2 separate regions of the Mus musculus genome follow, and region 1 is linked to region 2. A link is a loop called in an ENCODE intact Hi-C map of the cell type or tissue named here. Cell type or tissue: gastrocnemius. All regions are shown on one strand.

Region 1 (5,000 bases), 73 kb before region 2:
TTGCCCACTGTGAGTTGGACTCTCCCACATCAATTACTAATCAAGAAAATGTACCACAGACTTGCCAGCATGTAAACTGATGGAGGCATTTCTCTTTGACGTTTCCCCCTCCCAGATGGTGCTAGATTGTATCAACTTAAGAAAAGTAGCCAGCACTTGACCCATCCATGCAAGTGGTTTTCTCTTCTGTTGTGTCTGTCTTGTTGATTCAACCTTCCCTGGAGCACTGAACCAGCCCAGGGATGTATACAGTCAAACACCTGTGACAAATCTGTGAGCCTGTCCATATCCTCGTGGGAGTGAGTGCAGCTTCTGATGGTTCTGTTTCTGTGCCTGGACTCTCTCCTGACTGACAGAGGCAGTTTTTAAAGAGCTGGGTAAGATGCTGTTCTTAAGCCCAGCAAAACATAAACCTAAAGATTATAGATTTAATCTCCCAAGTATAAGATTATGAAGAAGACTAAGTCTTAGAAAAACTGCCCGAAACTCACCCCTCTCCCCAAATAGTACGCATAAAAATTCAGACAATGTTACAGACAATGTTATAAAATGCTAGAGAAGAAACAGGCCACAGATCCCTTGTTCATTGCTAAGGAGAATGCAACACAGACAATAATTGGCCAAGTAGATAAATGGTAAGATGTGACTCTGCCTCCTTTAGCTATAGAGATAGATGGATAAAATGACTTTTCAAAAGTGGTACACCATGCAAGCACTGGTCAAGAGAAAAACAGTATTGGTACATCAGTCTCAGACCAATTCCATGACATTAGGGATAAAAGGAGCATTGGGTAATGGTTTTGGGGTTCATCCTCTAAAAGGGCCACACAATATGTATGTGCCCTGCAGCAAAACTTCAAATTACATAAGGCAAAAGCCAGCCAAATCAAAAGAGAAATCTATAACTCTACCATTCTACTGGAGACTTCAATTTTTTTCTCTAGACAATTAACAAATAATCAAACAGAAAGCTGATATGACTATACATACATATACATATGCATATACATATGCATATACATGTATATATATATACATATATACATATATTAACAAAACACTCTGCCCAAAACCAGAATGTATGTAACTTGCAGATATACACAGAACATTTGCTGAAACAGGCCTTACTTGGACAAAAAAAACCTCAACTTGAATTTAGAAGAAAATAAATCTACCAAGTATACATACTCAAGGCAGAATTAAACTAGAGATCAATAACACAGAAATATTTCTGGAGAGCACCCAAGTATTTGTAAATAAGTAATATACTTCTAAATAATATGTGATTCAGTTACGGAATCTTTAGAAAATTAGAAAATCTTTTGAATTGAGTGAGCGTGAAAACATCCCACATCAGAACGCAATCGATGAGTTATAAAAAATTTGATAGTATTAAATGCTTATGTTAGGAAAAAAGAATGCTCTCAAATCAGAAACTGAGTAAATACCTTACAGAACTTGACAAGAAATCAAATTGAGCAACATGAGCAAGCAGAAGTAAAAAAATAAGCGGGGCCTGTAGAACAACAAACAGGAAAAGCGAGGGCTTCGTGAAGACTTGGAGAGCCAACAGAACCAGACAAAACTCACCCTTGCCACCCTCACGTGCTTCAGGGGCTTATTGCAACAAGTCCGGAGAAAAAGCCAGGACCTATCAGTTCCCTGTAGCTGCTACAACAGACTAACTCAGCTTCAAACATCAGGCGCTTATTATTACTGGCTGTTGTGACCCACAGTCCTATAGGCCTGAGGTCAAGATGTCTGCAGGGCTGCACTGCCTTCAGGAGGCACTAAGGGAGTGGGTCCCACTCGTCCAGCTGGAGTCTCTCCACTCCATCTTCAACTTCAGCTGTGCTGGGTGGAGTCTTTCTCAAGCCATCCTTTCTTGAATTCTTCTCCTCTAACTCCCTCATGCCCAGAATTCCTTCTAGAATCTGAATTCCCTTCTGTCAAGTCACCCAAAACATTCATGATGTCCAAAGTTTACAATGTAGCAAACAAAGTAATAATAATGAATTGATAATAATAAAATAAGAAGGAAAAAATGAGCACGATACAAGTAAATATAAAAATTACTTTTACATAACAATGATGTTTCATTTTTCTAATAGAAATTAAACTACTTTGCTGGCTGGTTGGTAGGTTTTGGTTTGGGGGGTTTGGTTTTGGTTTGTTTTGTAACCAAAACTTTCATCCCAAGGATTCTCACAAACATATTACAAACAATGGCATGAAAAAGAATCTTGCGCAGTAACTGAAAAGTTCGGCTCTAGAATGCACCCTTAAACCGATAGGACACTGGTATCTTAGTCTTACACTTCCAAATAAAGCCGTTACGACAGCGCTGCATCCGCATGTAGCAACCAGGAAGGAACCACTTTGCAAACCTTGAGTGCATTTCCTTGGCTTTCCCTGCCGACTTGTGTTCACAGCAGCTCTTAAACGCTGCTTATCAATTCACCCACAGTGCCACACTGTGTCTCAGCTACTGGAAGAATGACAGCTTTATGCAACCCAAGCCAGGTGTCTCTAGATCATTAGGACATCACACCTCAACTGCGCAGGATCTAGGTTTATTTCGGTGTATGAAAAACTAAAGTTCAAAGCCAATTCAATCTTGCTTAAAAGAACACTGTAAAGTTAACAATTCTTGATATCACGTGCCTCGTGTGATCCATTTGAAACCATAGAGAATTGCATGTTCTGTGTGTCACGGTTCTGAGAGACAAAACAAATCTGAACAGCTAAAGCATTTTTAAAATGAAGCAAGCTTATGATGTCTCACACAAACCTTTAATTTCCTGCACACCCTCCTGTATGGGTGCTATGAGACCTAGAGAAGGATCCATCTAGACAGCCTGAGATGTCTCTCACGAGACAGAGACCTTTCCCTTCTCCTTTCTCTAGACAGTGACTGGCTCCAGCTTCAGGAGAAGCTTCTGCTTCAAGATCTGTGCTGAGGTGGAGGACTCCTCCTGCAGTAGTCATCTCGAGGACGACAACCCTAAGAGGGAGGAGGGCTACGATTTCCACATCTTATTCGCCATTAGACAGGTCCACTTACACGGCAGCCACATGGTGTTCTTCCATCTAGCTCACAGACAGCATCAGCAGCAACTCCAGGATCCTCAAATTCAACACAAGCAAAGCCACACATCAGAGTGAGTCCATAGCAGCCAAGGCACGTTCTAAATCAGTCTAGATTTCATTGTTTCCAAGTTTACCTACATAAACCTTACAGACCAATGGACAGGAATCAAGATGTTTCAAGATCCTGTTTTCAAAGGACCAAAGCTTAAATTCTAACATTTCAACAGTCCCAGCCCTCCCCTCTGGCTCTGCTCCCACAGATGATCTCTGTCCCCTGGCATCCACAAAATGGTAGCTGTTTTGCGTTTTTTGAGGGTTTTTTTTTTGTTTTTTGTTTTTTGTTTTTTGTTTTTTTTTTTTTGGTTTTGTTTATTTCCCAACCAGGTCTCATGTATTTTTGACTATCCTGTAATTCACCAGGTAGATCAGGCTGTCCTTGAACTTCACAGAATTTCACCTGCCTCTACTTACCAAGTCCTGAGATTAAAGGGATGTACATGCACTATGACAGGTTCAGAGATAACTTCTTAAGGCTCAAGCACCATCTAGAAAGATACGTACTAAGGTGTTACATTAAATGCTGCCACAACCGCTCAGCCCCAGTGGCCAGTAAAAGGATTTATAATTTAAGAGTTGATGGAAGGAAGACATGGGGATAATTTTCGAAATCAAAACAATGGGCAGGAAAGGAGAGAAAAAGAAACGTGAAGCAGGTGCATCAAATAGAAAACAAATTGTTAGCTGGCCAATCTGAAGATGCTGTTTGAGCACTCTACAGCTCAGTGCAAACAAATTACCCACAGAGTCACAGAGTAGGAGCCATCTTGAATCCCAGCCTCCCATTACAGCCCCAGACACCCCTAGAATGCTGCCTTCTTCCCCTGCAATCCTGTGGTCTCTTCTTGGGTTGTGAACCACCCCAGCTCCACAGCGCCCCTCCCTAGGGCAGTCTGTACTTGTTTCTACAGTTCTGTGTTGTGATCATGTGTAGAATGGCCGATGAGATTTGCTTCCACTTTAAATGACCATAAATAAACTCTCTGGCCTGATCCAGTCTGGGTTTGCAGATGAGGATATTTGAAGGATAGCAGCAGCACCCAGAAATGCATTTCAAAGAAGAACAAAGTACACACCTGAAGAGAAGGAACTGTTCCTGGGCACAGACAGAATCCATAGAAACATCCCACTCATAGCCACAAAATACTTGAGCTAGAGCCAATCAATCTGTCCTGGTTCAAACTCAAGAGGACCTGAATTTGTCCTCAGGGTGGAAATGGGGATGGGAGGAAGAAAGGAAGGAAGGAAGGAAGGAAGGAAGGAAGGCAGAAAGGGAAGGAGGAGGGGAGGGGAGAGGAGAAGAGGGGAGAGAGGGAGGAAGAACGTGCCATTGCCAGCTAAATGGAGGCGTCTATCTACAGGAGAGCCCAGTGGATGTCAGAAAACAACTACTGGATGCAATTTTCTCCTTGGCCCCTTTATGTGGGTCCCAGAGAGTGAACTCAGATCATCAGGCTTGCCTGGCAACCATTTGTATCTGCTGAGCCATCTCACCAACCTTCCAACAACCATTATTTTATTATTTGCCTTAATTACTATGTTATTGGGTAATATGTATTACCACTGGTAATACGTAGAAAACAAGAAGCAAAGTAACTCTCCAGTGGCACCTCATCCATTAATGATGCCTGCTGTTTGTTCTCCCCATCCTCATCCACTAGTGATGCCTGCTGTTGAGCCCACCCATCCTCATCTACTAGTGATGCCTGCTGTTGAGCCCACCCATCCTCATCCACTAGTGATGCCTGCTGTTGAACCCACCCATCCTCATCCACTAGTGATGCCTGCTGTTGAGCCCACCCATCCTCATCCACTAGTGATGCCTGCTGTTGAACCCACCCATCCTCATCCAC
Region 2 (5,000 bases):
AAGAGAGGAAGGACGTCTTCATAAGGAGCACCAGTTCAAACTGCCAGAACCCAGTGGATATGCATTTACCAGAAGGTTCCAGACGGAAGAAGTCAAGAGGAGATGCCTATTCCCGTGCTTCTACAGACTGTCATTAGTGCCTGGTCATCCAGGAACAAGTAAATGATATCGAACTGTTACAGAAAACATTTGCAGAGTTCTATCCACACATGTCCATGTAGTTATTACACTGTCGTCAAGGTGATTATGACTAACAGCCCCCCTCACTTAACAGGTACAGCCGTGGACAGGGGCAGTGCCAGCAACTCAGAAGTCTGAGGCAAGAGGGTTGAACAAGTCCAGCAGTGGATTGCCAGCCTGGGTGGCACAGTGAAGACAGGATCACCATAGCTAATGAGCACAGACCAGGGTGCACTGAGCTAAGCACTTCATGCCTTGTACCTTGCTATTCAGTTCAGCAAAGTAGATGCTGCTGTTTCTCATTCATGGACACAAGAATTTAGGCTGGGAAAAGCGCACTAGCTCACACTGACTCAAGATACCAGTGCCTTAGAGCTATTTGGCATTGATAAAAAAAAAAAAGTCATAGAAGGTCCCCAGCTTTACAACATGGTATAACTGATAAATCTAGAAATTCTGGGAGGGAGGTAGTCCAGCAATAAAGTGCTTTCTAGCAAGCACAGGGTCCTTGATTCAACCCTTCCCTGCCCCCATCTTTTAACCAGACTAGCAAGATGGCTCTGTGGGTAAAAAGCACTTTCCAGGAAGGCCTGAAGAACTGAATTCAATCCCCAGAACCCATGTAAAGGTTCAAGAAAAGAGTCACTCCACAAAGTGGGCCTCTTGCTTGTGCATATGCGCACACGTGCACACACACACACACACACACACACACATACACACACAGACACACACAGACAAACACACATACACACACACAAACACACACACATAGACAAACACACACACACACATACACACACACACACACAGACAAACACACATACACACACACAGACTCACACAGAGACAAACACACACACACACACACACACATACACAATAAGTCACTGAGGTAAAGTTGCATCATGTTTGGGGAAGACCTTCAGGCATTAAAAACTACTTTAAGAAGATTATTATCAGAGACGGAGATGTGGCTCAGCAGTTAAAAATCAGCTGCTCTTCTAGAGAAACCAATTACTAGTACCTGCATAACAGCTCACAACCATCTGCAACTCCACTTTCAGGAATCCAGACCTTCTTCTGGCCTCTGTGGGTACTGTACGCACACAGTGCACAGACATACAATCAGGCAAAACACCCATATATGTAGGATAATAATTTTTTAAGAAGATTGCTATTTAATCAATGGTAAAACAAAAACTTAAAACTAAACTTTAATCCTTAGCAAATTAGTGTTCGGCTGGCCAAAAGTGCATCTTTGGGGACTGATGATCCTGGGTAGATAAAGTCACCATGCAAGTAACCAAGAGACAGATGGAGGATCGAGGTATCAGTCAGGCTACAGTGGCTGGCCAGATGAATGCAAAGGAGGAGAACTGGGGAGCCGTGTGAGACCCCATCTGCCCAGGAAAGAGCTTCGGAGAGAACTGAGCCGCAGGAACAGGGCTCCACTCCCATCTGAGCAACCTCACCAATTGTTCAAGAGTGTAGTCATGGACACAATGAATGAAGTGTGTGTCTAGGTGATAGATCTATCTGCTGCAGCAACATTTGACTCTTCCCTAATTTTGAAACTTCTGACTCTGGGCCCCACTGTGCACAGATACAGCCAGCATCAGAAATCTGCCCACACTTCAGCCTCGAGGATGGAACAAGGCATCAGGAAAGGCAAACCAATTCTCTTTGTCTGCTGTATTTATGCTGTGCCTCAGAAAACCAATAAGTCTGTGACCTTGTCCTAGACACACATACGTTCTTTTAATGGGCTTCCTCCTCTCAGGCAGGAGCTCAGCATTGGAAGGGAGGCCAGAGTGAATTTTCCTTTTTGGAAACACGTAAGAGTCTCCTTTCCCAGCTTTGTTTGGTTGGTTGGCTAATTTGGTTTGGTTTCTCCGTTTTTCAAAGCACACATGTGACAACAAACCTCTTTCTTCACACGGTGATATTAGCAAACCCGTACACACAGTTCTTCCTCCCAGCACCGCTGGCTTGGTTTCATCTAGCCATAGACAACCTGCCGCTGAGCTTCAGGCCAATTCCGATTCTTATCAGCGCCATTAGAGGTACCATATTTCTAGCCGTGTTCCTTTCTGACCCCTTGACTACCCTAGTCACATGGATATATGGATAGACAGAAAGACAAATAATGAGATCCCGCAAGTCAATAGCTTCTCTCAATCTAGTGCTATAATTAAGAAAACCCTGCTTTGATTTCCCTGCCCCTACATAACTCTTGTTTGGGGCTGAACACTATTGAAACTGATTTATATCACAGCACGCTATGAAAAAGGCTTTAGACACACAGGAGCTTAGCCACAAACGTGTTTAATTTATATGTGTGTGAATACGCTCCAAGATTTCGCTCGAAGGCACCTACACGCAGACAGGACAGAGCCCATACATGCTTTGTGCCGGACTCTGCTCTCACCAGACACCTGCTGTGTACCTGGCGCTGTTCTGGGGCCACACTTTCAGGGCAGAGAAAAATGGTAAACCTGCTGGAACTCCGTGCTGTGTTTTCAGACGGAAAACCCATCCTTTCCTCCCTCCACCCATGAATCAGTCAAGAACAAAAAGAAACTAGTCTGAATTTTTTTTTCCCCCTTTATTTCCAAGTAGCTTGGGAAGAACCAGGCAGAGAGCCAAAAAGAGGAGAGGTTTTACCGAGGCAAACCACCGCTCTGCTTGGCTTTGATGAGAAAAATAAAGAGCAAAGCGCACGGCGTACAGAGGCTTGAAGGCTGTGCGTAGGAAAGGGGTGTTTTTACGGATGACTGCCGTGGGCAAAACAGCAGATCTCATCAAAAGCAGTACACACATGGACGTGCCCAGCCTCTGGGAGAAGGAAACTCTCACAGACTGCTTTTTCTTCTACAGTTCGGCAGAGAATGTAGACAGCCTTACTTTGCATAAAATAGTTTTCACAGCCTCCCATCCTTCACAAGGAGAAAAAAAGGACGAAAGGCCTGATCCCTAAGACAAACCATTCAACCCAAACTACGCTCAGACTTAACATTTGTTCCTCGTGTGCCACCACACTGGGGTGGGGGGTAGGGATTCCCGTGTGCATCCACGATTACATGCAACCAGAAATCAACCCTGACTTGGCAACCAGTGATCCTCTAGCCCCTTTCCCCGCCAGTTTCACCGCCTGTGAGAGTCGGATTCTGCAGCAAGCAGCCTGCTATCTATGCAAGAGGGCAGGGGATGTGGCCTCTGTGCCCTCCAGGCTCACTGGTCCCACAGGAGTTCCTACCCAAGTTCCTCCTCTCATTCCTCCACCACCATCGGCACCCACCTCCCATGGGCTCCAGATGTCATATTTTTGGAAGTCTGAACGCAGACACATGTCTGAGCAAGCAGGAGTGGGTAAGGAATCTGGGAGAGGAAGCAGGGTCGGGCTTCCAAAAGCCTGGGAGGAGGGGAGGGCTCTCCTAGGGAGCGCTTCTACACCAAACACTTAGTAACAAAAGAACAGAGTTAACTAAGGAAGAGCTGAGAGGTACAAATCATATCACAACACCCACGCAGAAAACTCTGGGTGTTAGCATTGTGTCTAAGCTCCACCCCTCAGTTACCTGGCAACAGCCAGGTTGGCCTGACCCACTATAAAAAGGGCTGCTTGCCCCCTCCTCGCTCTCTTGCCGGCTTTTCTTTTTGCTCCAGCTCTGTCCCTTCGCCCCTTCACCCCCTCTCTCCACGTGCTCATGGCTGGCCTCTGCTCTTCTACTTTCTACTTCTCTCCTCCTCCTCCTCCTCCTCCTCCTCCTCCTCCTCCTCCTCCTCTTTCTCTCTCTCTCTCTCTCTCTCTCTCTCTCTCTCTCTCTCTCTCTCTCTCTCTCTCTCTCTCTCTCTCTCTCTCTCCCCCTCTTAACTCACCTCTCCATGCCCTGAATAAACTCTATTCTATACGATACCATCATGTAGGGGAAGGGATGCCTTGGCATGGGCCCGCTGAGGCACCCCCTTCCCCCACACCTCACCACACCTCCATAGAACATATCCCCTCCTCTCTTTATCTTTTTATAAACACATCACTGGGTATTAGGGGAAAGATACCAGCTCTGTCGGGAACCTTTCAAAGATCCCAGAAGATAGTATCTTAAACCTACTCCAGGCACAGCTGTTGTCCAAGTCTCTGTCTACCTCTCCACCTGCAGGTAATCTCCAAGTCTTGGCACATGCCCGCACCATGCTGGGCTTTGTGGGTTATTCCGCTCACTTCTCATGGCACCTCCTTTGGCATCTGTACCATTACTACACCACTGCTGCAGACCAGGGAAAGAGCTTGCCCAACTTAGCCCAGCCAACACAGATCAGAGCTTTAGTGGGCAGCCATGTGATCCAACTCAGGCCTATTCACCTTAGACCGTGAGGCTCCTACCGGGTTTTAAGGAGCAACCAGGAAAACTGAATACATTTCTACCCTCAAATATGAAAGCCAACTAGTTTAAACTCTTATCAACCCTGTAGAGTGAAGGTATACCCAATTGTCTAGTCAGCCTTATTTAGCAGATGTCAAAGCAAAAGGAATACAGAAATAAGGTTCATAAGTGAGCAAAATCCCTATTAGAAAATTAAACTTATGAGGTAAGGCTATGAACTCAATGTCTTTTAATTGCACTAAGATTGAACATCTAGGATGAGCCAATTCAGCCAATGACAAGGGAGGAGAGCTCACAGGGGTAGAGCCTCCTGCTCACAGGAGGGTATTCTCAAGTTTCTCTGTGAAGCTTGTCGGTTCTCTCCTTGTGGACGCCAACTTATCCCTCTGGTCTGAATCCAGATTCCCCACCCTGCCTTGGACTCGTTTCCTT

What was found. A loop is a pair of places that touch in the nucleus more often than their neighbours do. Peaks named below come from ENCODE experiments on the same cell type or tissue, not always from the same donor. Only the 100,000 strongest peaks of a DNase experiment are listed, where the experiment ranks them.
Region 1: a loop joins it to region 2, with 2.3 times the contacts of the local background. A loop is called at or near these places in 1 of 42 quality-filtered maps.

The regions. Positions count from the first base shown.
Region 1 is chr17:4,789,696-4,794,695 of GRCm38, forward strand. No RefSeq gene overlaps it. Among named protein-coding and RNA genes, the nearest start is that of Gm34371, 2.5 kb to the right of the region's middle. In gastrocnemius, no CTCF peak of the experiment used is centred here; no DNase peak of the experiment used is centred here.
Region 2 is chr17:4,862,897-4,867,896 of GRCm38, forward strand. No RefSeq gene overlaps it. Among named protein-coding and RNA genes, the nearest start is that of Gm34507, 43 kb to the right of the region's middle. In gastrocnemius, no CTCF peak of the experiment used is centred here; DNase peaks (open chromatin) are centred at 2,635, 2,903 and 3,380; H3K4me3 peaks cover 510 bases; H3K27ac peaks cover 1,086 bases.